Linked DNA regions of Homo sapiens: region 2 is linked to region 1. A link is a loop called in an ENCODE intact Hi-C map of the cell type or tissue named here. Cell type or tissue: B cell. All regions are shown on one strand. Each heading gives the region's core, and the rest is flanking DNA. Links, peaks and the distances in the headings are about the cores only.

Evidence for each region. Peaks named below come from ENCODE experiments on the same cell type or tissue, not always from the same donor. Only the 100,000 strongest peaks of a DNase experiment are listed, where the experiment ranks them.
Region 2: a loop joins it to region 1, with 4 times the contacts of the local background. A loop is called at or near these places in 2 of 110 quality-filtered maps.

What each region holds. Positions count from the first base shown.
Region 1 is chr16:24,036,544-24,046,017 of GRCh38, forward strand. The region is part of intron 5 of PRKCB (protein kinase C beta); the gene reads left to right. Among named protein-coding and RNA genes, the nearest start is that of MIR1273H, 160 kb to the right of the region's middle. In B cell, for the core only: CTCF peaks have their summits at 5,661 (motif pointing right) and 5,860; a DNase peak (open chromatin) is centred at 5,688; H3K27ac peaks cover 1,406 bases.
Region 2 is chr16:24,162,186-24,171,202 of GRCh38, forward strand. The region is part of intron 10 of PRKCB (protein kinase C beta); the gene reads left to right. Among named protein-coding and RNA genes, the nearest start is that of MIR1273H, 36 kb to the right of the region's middle. In B cell, for the core only: no CTCF peak of the experiment used is centred there; no DNase peak of the experiment used is centred there; H3K27ac peaks cover 593 bases.

The DNA of each region.
Region 1 (9,474 bases), core at 765-8,764:
CTGGTTCAGTAGCTCTGATGCATTGAGCCCTGGGTTGCGGAGGGGCTTTACGTAGATTGTGTAAAAGCTGAAAAATACTTATCCCTGTACAATATAATTCTTTTAAACTTGAGATTTCGTGAAGCCCAGTGAGATTTTAGAAAATGTGCAATCCATTGCATTATGTTTTCCTCCAAGTGGTCGCCTGCCTCCCAGTGTGATGCTTGGGGGCCCCAGGGGAAATCCCGCAGTTTCAGGTTCAAGGGAAGCCAGTTTTCCCCACTGATTGAGGTTCCCGATGCTGGTGAGACAAATATGAGACTCTGCTTCCCTCTGGTGTCATTCTGTGGGAAATACACTCGTTCCAAAGCATGACTGCGGGCAGCCAACATTTATGGGCCGCATGGGATGTGCAGTGCTCTAAACCTTACGTGTTATCTCTTTCCACCTTCACAACATTGTGAAATCTCTATTATTCTTGTTTGAGAGGGAGACTCCATCTGTTGCCCAGGCTGGAGTGTGGTGGCGCCATCTTAGCTCACTGGAACCTCCACCTCCCGGGTTCAAGCGATTCTCCTGCCTCAGCCTCCTGAGTAGCTGGGATTACAGGCGCCCACCACCACGCCTGGCTAATATTTGTATTTTTAGTAGAGACAGGGTTTCACCACGTTGGCCAGGCTGGTCTAGAACTCCTGACCTCAAGTGATCCGCCCATCTCGGCCTCCCAAAGTGCTGGGATTACAGGTGTGAGCCACTGCGCCCAACCTTCTATTATTCTTGTTTTATGAACAAAGAAGCCACGGCTCAGAGAAGTTATATTCCAAGAGCTCACACCATTTGCAATAATAATAAAACAATAGCTAAGATGTGTTTAGTTTTTAAAATGTGTTAATCATTGTGAAAAGCACTTACAGGCAGTATCTGATTTACATTGTTTCAACAACTCAAATGAGTTAAGTTATCATTCTACCCATCAGAAAACACATTTCCTCACCTAGGTCTGTTTGACTCAAAAGTACTATATAGTAGGTTACTTTTTTGTTTAGTTTAGTTTCGTTTCGTTTCTCTATGCCCTCCACCGTATTTATTCCTTTTGTGGTTTGGCTAGGGCACCTCCTATGGGCATTCCTTAGGGAGTCTTTGTTCTGATGTGGTACAGTACAATATTTCTTCAAGTTCAAGGTCAAAGTCTTCCCCCTTAATCATAGATATGCTGTGAACTTTGAGAACCTGGATCACAAGCCCCCGCTTCTCAGGACACACTGATAGGAGGTGTATCCATTTGCTGTGGCTGCCATAACAAAATACCACAAACTGGGTGGCTTAAGACAAGACGTTTAAAAAAAAAAAAAAAGAAACGAAAAGAAAAAGAAAAAAACAATAGGCCAGGCACAGTGGCTCATGCCTATAATCCCAGCGCTTTGGAAGACCGAGGTGGGTGGATCACTTGAACTCAGGAGTCAGCCTGGGCAACATGTCGAAACATCATCTCTACTAAAAATACAAAAAATTAGCCAAGTGTGGTGGTGCACGACTGTAATCCCAGCTACTTGGGAGGCTGAGGCAGGAGGATCACTTGAGCCTGGGAGGTGGAGGTTGCAGTGAGCTGAGATTGCACCACTGCACTCCAGCCTGGGTGACAGAGCAAGACTCCGTCTCATAAAACAAAAACAAGAAAAACAAACAAACAAAAAAGGCCAGGTGTGGTGGCTCACACCTGTAATCCCAGCACTTTGGGAGGCTAAGACAGGAGGATTGCTTGAGACTAGGCGTTCAAGACCAGCCTGGCCAACATAGTGAGACCCTGGCATATTGTAGGATTTCATTTCTTTGGGATGTTCAGAGCAGGCAAATGTATAAAGAAGTTTAATAGCACTTTGTGCTTTTCCAAATACTTTGATATCACACCATTCGGGAAAGGGCACGTTGTTGCCATCATGGAAGGGAAAACGAAGTCTCAGCAAGGCTGAACACCCTGACCAATGTCACATGCTGAGCAGGGGTGAGCACCTGGGCCTCTGGCCCCATGTCACAATGCCCTGCAATTGCCCATACACCATGCTGGGCACAGCCTGTACTCAGCATGGGCTTGTTGATTGATGGATGATAGAAGAGAGCCCTGATGCTGTGGCCGAGTTCTCTAAAAATAGAGCCAAGATGGGGATTTTGTTCCAGTGATTTATTGGGCTGCTCATGGGAAAAGAGAAGTGAAGGAACCATGCTTCCTTCCTCAGGCAGGGAAAAAGCTTGGCGAGAGTGTGGTCTCCGTGGAAGTCTTCTTCAGCCTGGTATCTGGTGGAATTTTGTACCAAACACTGTAGCACAGTCAGTCCCATCTTGAGGCAAGGGGGCTGTTCTGTCGTGTTCCAGGTCAGTCAGTGCTGTGGGATGACTTGTGTCTCCCCCAGATTTGTATCTTAAAGCCTCACCCCCAGTGTGGTGGTATTTGGAGCTATGGGACCTTTGGGTGGTAATTAGGGTTAGATGAGGTTGTGAGGGTGGGGCCCTCATAATGGGATTTGTGGATTTCTAAGAGGAAGAAGAAAGAGAGATCATTCTGTCTCCACCAAAGGAAGGATACAGCAAGAAGGTGGCCGTCTGCAAGCCAGGAAGTGAGTCCTTACCAGGAATTGAAGCTGCTGGTACCTCGATCTTGGACTTCCCAGCCCCCAGAACTGTGAAGAAATAAATGTCTTTTTTTCTTTTTTTCTTTTTATTTTGTTTTAGATGGAGTCTTGCTCTGTCACCCAGGCTGGAGTGCAGTGGCATGATCTCTGCTCACTGCAACCTCTGCCTCTCATGTTCAAGCGATTCTCCGGTCTCAGCCTCCCGAGTGGCTAGGATTACAGGCACGTGCCACCATGCCCAGCTGATTTTTTTTATTTTTAGTAGAGACGGAGTTTCACCATGTTAGCCAGGATGGTCTCAATCTCCTGACCTCAAGTGATCCGCCCGCCTTGGCCTCCCAAAGTGTTGGGATTACAGGCGTGAGCCACTGTGCCGGCCTAAATGTCTGTTGTTTAAGCCACCCAGTCCATGGTATTCTGTTATGACAGCCTGAGCTGGCTGATATAGTCAGTTACTGCTGTAGGCTGCTGGGGATGGAGGTGGGAAGGTAGAGTAACTTCCCAGGTGAGGAGGCTTCTGTGCAGTTGAGGACAGTTATCTGGACATAGGGGTAACTGTGAGCCATTAACAGCCATCATACACAGCACCCAGGGGATGGGTGCATTGGCCAGCATGGAGGGGAGCTGGGCAGGGTCCAACAGCATCTGGCACACTCAAGTTTCCCTTGGTCTCCTGACTGTCTTCCTGGTTTCATTGCTGGGACTCCAGCCCCCTCCTCCTTGGTCTTGGCAAGACAGATCAGAGAGGAGCGAGCACTAAAGGTTGTGCGGGGTCCTTCCCAGCAGTGCCAGGCCAGAAGTGGCCTTGTGGTGTTTGTGGAATGGCCCCACCTCATCCAGACCCAAGAAGCATGGTCAGTATTAGGATTTTCCACTGACCATCAGCCCAGGACACTGCCGTTTGCCCTGAGTGTCATATGTTCTTTGGAAATCTCAGCATCTCTAGAGGTCAAAGGTTTTCTAACTTGCCTGGCTACTGAAATTGAGCTCATATATCTGTTCTTAGTGTTTTGGCAGGTCAAGATGAGAATAAATCTGATCAGTTCTCCTCCTTTTAAAAACCCATCAATGGTTTCCCATTGTCTTTATAACAGACTAAATCTAACATGGCGATCTCATTCTTTATTCACTGTCTCCTCCCCCTTTCTTTTAATCCTTGGTCCTCTGCAGACTGCCACACACCATAAGACATCTGTGCGTTCTGTTTAGAATGTTTGCCATTGCCATCTTCTCTTTTTCTAGCAATTAACTCTTCCTCTCGATCTCGGTTCATTTTTACCATCTAATAAGCTTCCTCCAACTTCCCCCTTTCGTAGACACTCATGGTAACCTGAGCTTGGCCTTGTGAAAGGGGTGATTTTATGTTGGATTTGATTAATGTCTGCATCTCATCACAAGGCATTAGCTCCATGAGGGCGGGACTGTGTCTTGCCACTCTACTCCCAGCACCTAGCAAGGTGGGCATCACTAAATATTTATGGGCTCAATGGCTGTATGTATGAATGAGAAACCCCTGGAGGATCCTGATAGATAGATATAAGGCTTTCACTGATGGTCCCCAGATCAGTGCCTCCTAAAGTCAGGAAATGAAGGTCAACGGATTGTCCAATTTATACCATTATTCTCATGGGAGGTAGAACATGCAGAAAATCTTAAGTACCAGGTCCAACGTCAACAGCAAATGTTACTGGGACTGAGACCCGCTTGTTGGAGTCATGACCACCCTTGTTCCCTGGACAATGTAGAAAAGACATGGAGCAGTGGGATTTGTAGTATCCCAGGAAACCGTATTGACATCATGATGCCCATAGGTGTCATGAGATCAGGCAATACAATGTCCAGATCAGAGTTGTAAAATGCTCCCAAGGTTTGTGAAGCCTGCGTGTTCATACATGCAACAATAATTTTTTTTGTGTGTGTGTGACAGAGTCTTGCTGTCACCCAGGCTGGAGTGCAGTGGTGCAATCTCAGCTCACTGCAACCTCCCCCTCCCAGGTTCAAGCCATTCTCCTGCCTCAGCCTCCCGAGTAGCTGCGACTACAGGCGCATGCCACCATGGCCGGCTAATTTTTTTTTGTATTTTTGGTAGAGATGGAGTTTCACTGTGTTAGCCAGGATGGTCTCGATCTCCTGACCTCATGATTTGCCCACCTCAGCCTCCCAAAGGGCTGGGATTACAGGCGTGAGCCACCGCACCCAGCTAACAATATCTTATTCAATGCTTTTTCAATTCAGTATCTACCTATCAACATAACAACTGACATCTATTATTTATACTCCCATCTACATTACAGCCACCTCCAAATGCTTAGCCATGTCCATCCTCATATCTATCTCCCAAAAGTTGGGAGTGTTCTTAAAGAAAGCAGAAAGAACCTTTTTTTTTTTAAATGTTTCTCTTTGGAACTCCCATTCTATATTCTTACCATTATATTGTGTTATACAGAAACTTTTTAGACTGAAACATCTCCCTGACAGCCTTAGGTACTCCCAATATTGTGATATTTAAATCCTTCTTAAGATCTGACATCCACACATCAAAAGAAAAAGAGTACCAAAGAGGCTGAGTGTGGTGGCTCACGTCGGTAATCCCAGCATTTTGGGAGGCTGAGGCGGCTGTATCACCTACAGTCAGGAGTTCAAGACCAACGTGACAAAACCCTGTCTCTACTAAAAATACAAAAATTAGCCAGGTGTGGTGGTGGATGCCTGTAATCCCAGCTACTCAGGAGGCTGAGACAGGAGAATCGCTTGGACCCAGGAGGCAGAGGTTGCAGTGAGCTGAGATTGCATCACAGCACTCCAGCCTGGGTAACAGAGTGAGACTCCATCTTGGAAAAAAAAAAAAAAAAGAATTGGGAAGAAAAAGGGCAATGTAAACAAGAAAAAAAAATCCAGATAGCTTAATATTTATTTTTGTTTAACTTTTATTTGAACTTTGGTGGGGGGGTACGTGTGCAGGTTTGTTATATAGGTAAACTTGTGTCATGGGGGTTTGTGTAATATTGCCCAGCCATGCGTCAATTGCAGACAGAAAATTATTATAAACTAGGCCGCGAGGGCCCACTAGGGGGCAGTCTCTGCCTTCAAAGCCATTCCTCCTCGGAGGCTCTCTCAGGAGATGCCCCAATTTGTGAAACCACAGTACTGTCATTGCTCATAATGGAAGGTGCAGCAGAGACCAGCTACGCTCACTGAGGTCCAGAGAAAGGTTACTTCTTCAGGTCACACACAGATAGGGCCCAGTTCTGGTAGATCTCCCTTCCCTTTTACATTATTGGTTTGTAATTTTTTCCCAAGTCTTTATTTTGAACTAAGTTGAAAGAATTTTACAGCAAACACTCATTTATCCACCACCTATATTCTGTCGTTAACGTTTCCACACTTGCTTAATCACATTTCCAACTATCTCGCTCTCCATCCATCAATCTGTCTTATTTTTGACACATTTCAAAGTAAACTGCAGACACCAATTCGATTTCCCCCAAACACTTCAGCATGCCCAACATCAATAGAATTCAAAATTTACTTGTAGGGTTTCTTTTTTTTTTTTAACTTTTGAGGTGAAATGTACATACAATGATACATACAAAATTTTTTTTTTTTTTGAGACAGTCTCACTTTGTCACCCAAGCTGGAGTGTAGTGGCGTAATCACGGCTTACTGCAGCCTCGACCTCCCAGGCTCAATTGATTCTCCCACCTCAGCCTACAAAGTAGCTGGGACTACAGGCATGAGCCACCACACTCAGCTAATTTTTGTAGTTTTGTAGAGATGGGGTTTTGCCATGTTGCCTAGGCTGGTCTTGAACTCCATGGTTCAAGCAATCCTCCCACTTTGGCCTCCCAAAGCGCTGGGATTATAGATGTGAGCCACTGTGCCCGGTGATGTCTTAAGTGTACAATGGCTGAGTTTTGACAAATGCATATGACTGTCATTCTAACCCTTATCAAATTAATTCTCTTTTTTGATGTCACAGCTGCTGTTGAGGATCCAAGGGAAGGTATGAACCAGAGAAATGCCTTTATGTCCCCACACACTGCACTCATACTCATGAGCTCTGGCTATTGGGATGTCTATTATACCTAAAATCCCTTAGATGACATGAAACTTAATAGTTGTTCAATTTTTTTTGTTTGTTTTTTGAGGAGTTATAATGCAGTAAAGTAGAAACTTTGAAAATTGGAAATTCTTGTTTACAATTTTTTGTTATGTATTCATTGAAGAGCAAAATGCCTTTAAAAACTCAATACACCTGCTTTATTTTGCTTTTTTTTTAGTATTGTTGTAATGAAGAAGTTCAGTTAAATCATATCTGTCTATGGAACATCTATCATCTTTCTCAGTGTATTACTGATAGTTGTCTGCACACCCCATGAGGCCAGGGGAAGGGTCTCTTGCCCATCCTTCCTTCAAAGCCTATCAGCTTGTTAGGTTGAGGTGAGTGTCTCAGGCACTGAAGTTTTGGGATACTGGACCTAAGGAGATGTAGGGAAGCTGACGTCTTGCTATTCAGTGTTCCTTCTCTTCTTCCCTGGTCATTTAAGTCTCATGAGAATTATCAAGGCCAGGCCAGCGTCTGAGGCCTTCAGGATGTGCTGGGCGCGGTCATTGCTCCCAAATGTCTAGGGAATTGCATTGAAGTGGGCACTGCTGGGACCTGCAGGGCTGTGACTTGTGACTGCCTTTGGGGACAGTGGTCCAGCAATGTCTATTAAAATATGTATACATATGAACATTTTGACTCTCACGTTTTCCTTTAGGGAATCTATTCTCTTAAAATGAAACACCAGCGTGCAAAGAAATAAAATCTAGAACAAGCATGTTTATTGATGTTTTCTTTGAGATGCAAAGAAAACATCAGCCTAATGAAGGGGTACCCATTTTATGTGATACTAGGTAGTTGTTGAAAGCATTGAATTAGGCCAGGCGCGGTGGCTCACACCTGTAATCCCAGCACTTTGGGAGGCTGAGGAGGGTGGATCACTTGAGGCCAGGAGTTCCAAACCAGTCTGGCCAACATGGTGAAACCCCGTCTCTACTAAAAAAAATCCAAAAAATTAGCTGGGTATGGTGGTGCATGCCTGTAATCCCACCTGCTCTGGAGGGTGAGACACGAGAATCACTTGAACCCTGCAGGTGGAGTTTGCAGTGAACAGAGATCAGGTCATTCATGCACTACAGCCTGGGTGATAGAGTAAGACTCTGTCTCAAAAAAAAGAAAAGAAAAGACTGAATTAAAATGAGAAAATGAGTATAATTTTTGACATGGGAACTGGTTACACAGGTGAATTTCCTTTGTGAGAATTCAAGCTGTAAGATTATGATTTATACACTTTTCTATAGGTATATTATACTTCCTATACTTTTATTATTTAAAAGTTTGTGATAAAAATTCTAAATAACTAAAAACAAAACACCAATGGGTTAGAGCTACAGATATTGGTGTAAAGCAGAGGTTGCCAAACTGGCCTGCTGCCTGTTTTTATAAATAAAGTTTTATTGGAACACAGCCACATCCATTCATTTATATATTATCTATGGCTGCTCTTGTGATACAATGGCAGAGTTCACTGCGTAGTTGTGACAAAGCTTGTACAATCTGCAAAATGTAAAATATTTGTTCTCTGGCCTTTACTGAAAACATTTGGCAGTCCTTGAACTAGAGGAACATCTATGGTTAAGTGAAAGGGTTAGGTTGCGTAAAAATATATTTAGTATGATCTCATTTTGAAGAAATAAGCAACAGCAACAGACACCTCCTATGTGTGAAGTTTTGTCTGTATATTTTATAACCTGTGTGTGAAGAAAGGTGTGGAAGGATACCAACCAGGTTGTAAACACTGGGATCGCAGCAGGATTGGGAGTGAAGAGGCTGTGGCGGTGAGGGGGATTGTGTTGTGTCTCTGTAGTTTTCATTACGTTTCACAGGTTGATTGCAATACATATCATTTCCGCAATTTTTGAAAAATAAAAACAGAAAAATCTCCAAATAGGAAAAATGAACAGAAATAAATTGTCTCAACAACAATAGCAGAAAAAAAAAATGAATGGATAATGCCCCAAATGATGGGGTGTTGGTTGCTTGAGGAGGGTTGTTGGGTGGTTCTCAGCTTGAGCAGAGCTGGGCCCAGGCCCTGTCTGGGTATTTTTGAGTTTTTATTGTCACTAGCTTCCATCTTGTGTAGCATCTGCCTTGTGAGCTGGGCCTGTTCTCCGAGTTTCATGGTGTTTGATGTTTTTTGCCTTCTTTCAGCAAGGTCGCTGGCATCATCCTTGCTGAGTCGCATATGTTCTGGGAACCACCTCCTCTTCTCTGTGCCTCTCGCCTGGCAGGTCTACGCTAAACTGCCCCCTGCCCTCCCAGGCCCACCCCACCTCCAAGTCTGAGTTCTTTGACTTAAACTTCAATCCTGTTTCCCATGGGCTGTGGCTTCCCAACCCTCAGTTTCAGTTGAAGCTAATTTTTTTTTCCAGAAATCACTGTGGGCCCTGGCTGCTCTGGGTGTGGTCTGGGGACCAGCTGCATCCCATCGGCATTACCTGGGAGCTCGTTAGCAATTCGGGATCTCAGCTTCCCCTCCAGGCCTGCTGAATCAGAATCTGCAATTTAACAACATCCCCTGGGGATGCACTGTAACATTCGAGCAGCCCTGCTGCAGAGGATCGCAGTGAGACGGGAAGAATGTGTCTTTTCCACTAGATGGCAGGCCTTACCTGCGCTTGGCTCCTGCGCAGACCACCACAGGTGGATGTGCCAGGGGTGATGTGAACCTCCAGCCCCGCGTTGGCCATGGCATCTTACCAGTCATGAAGCTCGGGTGTCAGTCCCGCCAGGGCTGGAATCCTCTTTCATTGGTGACCTGCA
Region 2 (9,017 bases), core at 880-8,879, 130 kb after region 1:
GAGGATGATTCCCACATGTAGAGTGGACCCCTGATGGCCCAAGAATGAGCCCCGAGAATGTCCCAGGGGTCCTGGTAACTCGGGCTCAGCTCTGGGCTGGCAGCAGTACCCAAGGATATGGTTGGACTTAAGGGCATTGCTGCAGGTGGCTCTGGCTGTTGTCTCAGTCAGCAGTGATCAAGTTGTAAGAAACAGAACACCCCTTCCCCTGCCCCCCACCAAACTGGCTCCAATAGCTCCAAAAAAACAGAGAAGACTTTTTTTTTTTTTTTTTTTTTTTTGAGACAGGATCTCCCTTTGTCACCCAGGCTGGAGTGCAGTGGTATAATCATGGCTTACTGCAGCCTGGACCTCCTGGGCTCAAGCGATCCCCCTGCCTCGACTTCCGGAGTAGCTGGGACCACAGGCATGCACCACCAAGCCTGACTAATTTTTTAAAATTTTTTTGTAGAGATGGGGTTGAGACCTATGTTGCTCAGGCTGCTCTCAAACTCCTAGGCTCAAGTAGTCCCCATACCTCAGCCTCCCAAAGTGTTGGAATTACAGGCATGAGCCACCGCGCCCAGCCTGGAGAGGATTGTTGATGAGAAATTAGTTAATGCGTGCAATGTACCTTATTCAGGTGATGGGTGCCCTAAAAGCCCTGACTTGACCACTATGCAATCTATGCAGGTAACCAAAAAAAGAGGATTTTATTGGAAAGAAACCACCCAAAGACAAAGGTGTACCTGGGCCTCATGAGGAGCTAGAATCTGTAATCCTAAAGCAGTCTAGAATAGATTTCTAGGTTTCTTTGTCCTTGCTTTCTTTGTTTCTCACTGCTCCTGGTAAACATGACTTCGTTAGCTCCTTGCAGTTTGCCTATCTGGCAAATTCCCTGCATTTCAGATCATAGTCCTGGGAAAGAGAATCTGGTTGGTTCAGCTTGGGTCAGGTGTTTATTCCTGGCCCAATCAGCTGGCAATTGGTTGCTACTAACTCACTAGGAACCTTTTAAAAGGGGTTGTATCTACAGGGAGGGAATAATTGGTGCTCATGCCAGGTGAGAGGCACCATCTTGAGTCCAAGGAGACTAACTGGATTCAAGCAGGACATAGTTATAGGCTAGTGGTACAAACATGGCATCATTGCCTCCCAGGGGAGGAAACTGGTGAGAGCTTGGCAGGTGTTAGTGCTTTAGCCAACTAAAGCCATCCAAGGATCTTGAGTACAGGAAATGAATCAGAAATGCAACCCAGGCAAATAGAGCTGGGGCAGGTGGGAATAGACACAGCCTTATGCTCTCTGTTTTCTTGATGGTGGCCTTTGCATATTCATTCAATAATCAAAGATCTGTGGAATTCCGAGGAAGAATAGAGGTAGTTCTAGCCTTTGAAAACTTTGGCCTCTATGTGGAGGGACAAGGCTTAGAAAGCTGAAAACAAACAAACAAAAAAGCTAGAGGAGCATCAATTGCTTGATTCTAACAGTGATTGCAAGGCTATAAAATACAGAGGAAGGGAAAGTTGTGTGTGAACACATGTCATTGAGTGCACACTTACTTGGGTAAGGCTTTTTGAGTTTGCATGGACTTGACATGCGTCATCTGATGTATCTTGGCAACACCCCTATGAAGAACAAGCTGTCATTACCCCCTTTTGGGAAGGTAGAGACTCTAAGTAACTGACCCAAAGTCTCAGAGCAAGTATCCAGTATAACTGTGACTAGAACCCAGGACTAGCTGATACCAGAACCAGGGCTCTTAACCACAGCACTACACAGCCTCTCTGGAGAGAAACAGATGGTTCTGAGCAATAAAGGGATCAGCTTCCAGACGGGATGAATCCACAGACCAGCTTGGAAAATCATTAAAGATCATTAAATAGACAAATTCTTGCAGCAACTTCCCTTGGAGCATGGTACATAGAGCTGCCCACGTGGTCGGTTTTCTCTGTTCATGGTATCTGATTAAAAGTGGCAAGTGTCCCCCTGGCAGTCACACAGGCATCATGTTACACTCCACTTTCAGCTGTCTTAGGGGAAGATTGTCTCTTTGAATTCCCTTGCTTCCTCTGGAGACCTCCAGGTGAATTCTGCACCTCCCACCTAGTCATCATTTTAAATCAGACTATCCTCATACTCATGTTCCAAATTTGGGAAATTCTAGCCAACCATTTTGCATAATGTAGTGACAGACAGACATTTAGTTTTATTTATTTACTGATTATGAGAGATTAAGGAGAAAGGGAATTTTAAATTACCTGAAGGCACTTGAAGCTTAGAGGGCAGCGGTAATAGTGTAATGAAGAATCACAATAACAATGACAATTTTGAAGAAGCCCTTTAAAGTCAAGCAGACTAGCCAGTTTGAAGAGAAAGATGGTGAGTTTGCCTTTCCGAGCTTTTAATTGGAGTTGACGGTGGAACACCCACGTAGAAACGTCCTGTAGCCAGCTGGAGCTGACTGGAGCTCAGGAGAGAGGGAGAGGATAGAAATATAAGTCAAGACTCATCAGCCCAGCGAGATGAGAGTTGAAATTCTGAGCTGTGACAAGTTCTTCTTGGAAAATTGAGTAAGTAGGAGAGAGCCAATCTGGACTTCAAGTCGATACGCAAGAAATACTTTTTTTGATTTTCATATATTAGAGTCCAACAAATAAGCCCTAATCAAAAAACACTGAGTGTGGTGATAAGGAAGATTTTGCAATAATTTCGTAGGAGGAATGGGGAACAAAGGCAAATTTAAGGGTGCTATGGAGGGGAATAATATGTAAGAATTAGAGGCAGTACGTGAGGTCCATTTAGTTAGCCGAAGCCCCCATAGTTCACTCTTTATGCCTCTCATGCACTTTCTTTTATCGCATTCTATTTTATTTATTTATTTACTTTTATTTGAAACAGGGTCTCACTCTGTCACCCAGGCTGGAGTGCAATGGTGCAATCACTGCTCATTGCAGCCTTGACCTCCTGGGCACAAGCCGTCCTCTCACCTGAGCCTCCTGAGTAGCTGAGACTACAGGTGTGCGCCACCATGCCTGGCTAATTTTTTTATTTTTTGTAGAGCCAGGGTCTTGCCATGTTGCCCAGGCTGACCTGGAACTTCTGGGCTCAAAAGCAATCCTTCCACCTCAGCCTCTCAAAGTGCTGGGATTGCAGGCATGAGCCCCTGTGCCCAGCCACATTCTATTTTAGATTAGGGTTTGAATTAGTTGTATACTTGTTTTAACCAAGATTCTGAATTCCCTGAGGGCAAGCCTGAACCTTATTCATCGTTTTCATCCTTTTAATGCCTGCCTAATGCCATGACTTGCAAAAATAAGCGCTCGATGAAAGTTCTAAAACTCACTTCTCTGCTCCAGATTGGCTCTGGATTGCCTCTGACAATATTTTCCAGATTTTGATGTTGCTTACTGTGGAGTGGGAGATGAACCTGGTGGTACATGAACACATTGCATTTATTTTTAAAATAAGTCATTTAAAGGATTGATGTACCAGAGCCAGACTGGATATTGCATAAAGATGATGGACTCCAGATATGCACTTCTTTTCTACAGAGAGGATGAATTTCCATTTATGACTTTAGTATGAAATTTAAAATTTTTAAAATAATTGTGTTTAAGTTTTTTTTAAGTGAGTTAATAAAAATACTTTTAAAATAAGTCAATTTTAGTAGAAAAGGCAGACAAACTTAGTAAAGATTTTTTTCTTTTCTTTCTTTCTTTTTTTTTTTTTTTTTTTTTTTGACACAGGGTCTCACTCTTCCCCAGGCTGGAGTGCAGTGGCATGATCTGGGTTCACTGCAACCTCCACATCCTGGGATCAAGCCATTCTTGTGCCTCAGCCTTCCGAATAGCTGACATTAGAGGTGTGTGTCACCATACCTGGCTAATTTTTGTATTTTTAGTAGAGATAGGGTTTCTCCATGTTGGCCAGGCTGGTCTCAAGCTCTTGGCCTTAAGTGATCTGTCCACCTTAACCTCCCAAAGGGCTTACAGGTGGGAGCCACTGCACCCGGTCCAGATATGTACTTGTTTTCTATAGAGGGGATGAATTTCCATTTATGACTTTGGTATGAAGTTAAAATATTTTAAAATAATTGTGTGTAAGTTTTTTTAACGGAGTTAATAAAAATATTTTTAAAAAATAAGTCAATTTTAGTAGAGGAGGCAGAGAAACTTGGTAAAGATCTTAAAGCTGGTTGGGAGACAAGTCACGTTTGGGTGGATGGTCTTAGGCAGTGCATCATAATCTGGTCTTACCCTACCTTTCCCCTTTTTTCTTTTATATGACTCCATGAATTTTACTCCCCCTCTCCAGCAATAATAGCCATCAAATCAGGAACGTAAGTGCTTAGTTGTATTTTCCACAATATACGTTAAAACAAATACAAAGCCATAAAGGTGAAACCATCATACATCCATGGACTACCTAAAATGATCTCCTACCCATTTTGGGAAACACGGCCGTTTGGAAATTTATCTGGCCCCTGTCCCTCGCCTGGGAATCCTTAACATCTGGCACTGTGGATTATCCACAGAAACATCTCTGGCAATAGAGTTGCTCCTGGCATAGAGTGGGCATCATTAAGTGTTTGTTCAGAAATAAAAGGACAGTGAGATGCCAACCGTAACATTTAATAGCTTAGGCACTGGTGTGTTGAAGCCACATGCTCAGTACAGTTCAAAGATGATAGATCTTAGGGTTTCCCTGCATATGGTTAGCGGTAGAAACATACCACAAAACACGACCTTACCTACAGTGGAGCGATCCCCTGATGTGGGGATTCCGACTAATGAGTCTGGGGGGCAAGCCGAGTTCTTCCAAGCAGAAAGCAAGCAAGTGAAATCTCTCTCTCACTTACTTCTCTCTCTGTGGCCAATGCCATCTGCTAGCTTTAAAAATAATTTTTAAAACAAGTGTTTTGGTTCTCTTCAACGTGCAGCAAAGACAGATGCTATTTTTAGGCTTGTTTTCTATTAAAAAAAAAAAAAAAGCCAAAGAACCAGGGGCTGGGTGTCGGCAGTTCTGGCTTACTGTCTGCATTTTGCCACCAACTTGTATGTGACCTTTTGGCAAATCTCCTATGCCTTGGACCCTGAGAATATAAGTGATCATTTCACCTCCTTTTCTCATTAGACATGTTGAGAGGGTGAAGCAGTATTGGTCTGAGAAATAAAAACCATTTTCTAAAAATTAGTCAGTGTGGGCAACATGGCAAAACCCTGTCTCTACAAAAAATACAAAAATTAGCCAAGTGTGGTTGTGTGAACCTGTAGTCCCAGCTACTGGAGAGGCTGAGACAGGAGGATTACTTGAGCCTGGGAGGTTGAGGCTGCAGTGAGCAGAGATCACGCCATTGTACTCCAGACTGGGCGACAGAGTGAGACCCTGCCACAGAAAAAAAAAAACAAAAAAATTGGTTAACTTGTGCTCTCCTGTAACCTGCCAGCTTCTGTCTTGATGTACCACTAAATCTCCATGTTCCTTCTCTCCCATCCTGGACTGGAAGCTCTTTGAGGGGAGGACACATCCACACATCCATACAATGTCTAGCTCAGAACCTTTCACACAAGATGTACCCACTGGAGGCAGCATCATGAGGGGTTGAGAGTGTAGAGTCTGGAACCCAATGCCTAAGGTTCAGACCCTGGCTTTGCAGCAGCTTATCAGCTGAGAGACCACTGGCAAGTTACTTACCCTTTCTGAGCTTCAACTTTCTCCTCTTTAGAAGGGAGAGAATGATTATACTTGTCACATTGAGTTTTGTAGAGGGACAAGTGAGACAAAATATGTAAAGCATTCAGCTCATCACGTGGTAAGTACCCAAGAAAGCTTAATTTCATTATTGTTGTTGTTATAATTATTAGGCACTCCCACATTTGATAAATGCACATATGACTGTTACATATAAGATAAAGTTCTATGTGCTGTATGGAAGATTTTTTTAAATGGTGAATTAAATGCTTGTTATATGGCCAGCATCATGTTAGACACTCTACACATGTGTCCTTGTTTAATATTCTGTGGGCAAGTGAAAAATGTCCCATCTACAGGTGAAGAGAAAGCCCAAAATTAGATTAAATAACTGCTCAGTGTTGCAGTTAGTAAGTAGTGCAACAAGACTTCAAATACTGTATTGACTTAAAAGGTGAAATCTTTGCTTCACTTTCCCACCACCTCTTCTCCCGGTTTTATAGCCCCTCACAATAGCTTTGCAACTTTTGACAGCAAGTCACCTTTTACGTTGTGACTCAGCCATAGCAACATATAAATATAACCAAAACATATATTCCACAAAAAGTACTTAGTGGTGTTCTGTGCAGCATGCACTGATAATTTCCATTTCATCATTTCATTATTTTTCTTTCTTCTTCTACTTTTTTTTTTTTTTTTTTTTTTTTTTTTTGAGACAGTTTCACTCTGTTGCCTGGGCTGGAGTGCAGTGGCACCACCATGGCTCACTATAGCCTTGAACTCCTGGGCTCAAGCGATCCTCTTGCCTCAGCCTCCCGAGTAGCTGGGACTACAGGTGCTCACCACCATGCCTGGCTATTTTTTTTTTTTTTTTTTTTTTGGTAGAGGCAGAGTCTTGCTATGTTCCCCAGGCTGTTCTCAAACTCCTAGCCTCAAGTGATTTTCCTGTCTCGGCCCTGCCAAAGTTCTGGGATTACAGGAGCCAGCCACCATGCCTGACCTCTTTTTTCTATTATTTTTTTTTAAGTTGATCATGACCCACCAAATTGATTCAATCATCAATTAAAGTGAGATACAACTTGAGTTTGGAAAACACTTGTCTGGCTTCAATACTCAGGCAGTATTGCCAGGACATCTCATTTTCATCACATTTACAGTTTGCAGCCCTGTGTATGTTTCATTCCAGCCCCTCAGTCAGTCTGTTAGAGATTATCGCATATGTTATCCTCATTTTATAAATGAAGATATCAAGGCTCAGGGATGTAAAATGGTCTTGCCAAGCCTCCCCAGTAGTCAGAAAACGTGGAGTCAGAGCTTTGATTCCAACCTTCTGACTGTATGAATGCTGCTTTGGAGACCCAGTAACTCCTGCTGCCTCGAGGATCACCCATTTATTCACTTAATTAATGTATATTGATGGCTCGCTTTGGTCAGGCATGGTGCTGGGCTGTTGGTACACAGCGGTAAACAAATTTTACATGGCTCCTGGATTTGTGGAACGTTCAGTCACATTTCGCATTAGTCCATTTCTTTCAGAGTGAGACCCCGAACCTTTGTGTTAGCCTACGTGACCTTACATGATGCGTCCCTCAGCACCACCCTGGGCTCATCTCCTACCCTGTCCCCCTTCTTCTTTCTTCTCCAAGCACATGAGGTGTGCTCTAGCCTCAGGGCCTTCGCACAGCCTGTTTCTCCGCCTGGTAAGCTCTCACTCTCAATACCTGCATAGCTGCTTTCGTCATCTCCTTCAAGTCTTTGCTGAAGGATCGCCTTCTAAATAAGATTATCCTGAATACTTTATTGAAACTGGAACTCCTTTCTCCCATCTCATCCAGCTGGTACTCCCAATCCTCCATACTTTGCTCTGTTTTTCCCCCGTGGCACTTTTTAATCTTTTAGCCTTCTATTTTTATTTTTATTTATTTATTTATTTTTTGAGACAGAGTCTCACTCTGTTGCCCAGGCTGGAGTGCAGTGGTGTGATCTTGGCTCACTGCAACCTCCACCTCCCAGGTTCAAGCAACTCTGCTGCACCAGCCTCTCGAGTAGCTGGGACTACAGGCGCACACCATCATGCCCAGCTAATTTTTGTATTTATATTTTAGTAGAGACAGGGTTTCACTATGTTAGCCAGGCTGGTCTCGAGCTCCTGACCTCAGGAGATCTGCCCGCCTCAGTCTCCCAAAGTGCTGGGATTACAGGCACGAGCCGCTGTGCCCGGCTATCTTTTAATATTCTATATAATTTGTTTATTATGTTTAGCATTTATTGCCTTTTCTGTGTCTACTTGCTAGAATGAAAGACAAAGGCCAGGAATTTTTGTTGGTTTTGTTCACTGCTCTATCCTCAGCACCCATCTATAACCTGGTACCTAGTAGGACTCTGTAAATTTGTTTTTACTTGAATAGATAGATGAAATAAATAACCATCAAGTTCAAAATATAATTAACAAATTATGATGTGGTCAGAGATTAAAAAAAGAAAAGAAAAGAAAAAAGCCCACAGGCTTTCATGAAAGAGTATAACGGCAGACCTAATTTAGATTGGGTGGGTTAGAGGAAGTGACTTTTTTAGGCTGAGAACATAAGAGGGACTTCAGTTCCCAAATTCGTTAGCGCAGACTCTGCCATTGCAAGCCAAAGGAACGTAGCGTAAAGGAGAGATTTCACCCAAGCAGAAGTCTCTAAGAAGAGATAAAGTGATTCATTCATTCATTTAGCAAACACCCTCTGATGGAAGGAGAGAAACGAGTCACATATTGGTGTTGCCCAAGGGCCAAAACACACATCTGACTTATTTAATTCCAGCAACATCACTGAGGTTCTACTATTATCTCCTCTTGACACACAAGGAAACCCAGGTGTTGAATAACTTCTCCAAATACATCCAGCTATTAAGAGACAGAGCTGGATTTCCAAATGAAGTATCTTTGGCACCAAAGCTTGTGCCCTTTCCCTCTCTGGGCACCTGCTATGTGCTAGTTGTGCTATCAGAAACAGGGCTTACACAGCCAACAAGGGCATAGCCCCTGACTTGAAGAAGTTCACAATATCCCTTGAAAGACATGCTGAAAAACTTCCCTGATTAGGACACAGATTTTTTTTTGTCCCCAGTTCTTTTACTTCTGGACATGCCTTCCTAGATTACTGTTTTTCAAACCTTGATAATTCATCTTTTTGTTTTTGATAGCCACTATGTTATCTATTGGTGAGTACCTCAAAATTCAGTGGCTTAAAACAATAAGCATTTATTATCTCAGTTTCTGTGGGGCAGGAATTTGGGAATGCTTTACCTAGTTGATCTGGCTCTGGGTCTCAAAGGAAGCTGCACTCAGATTGCCAGCT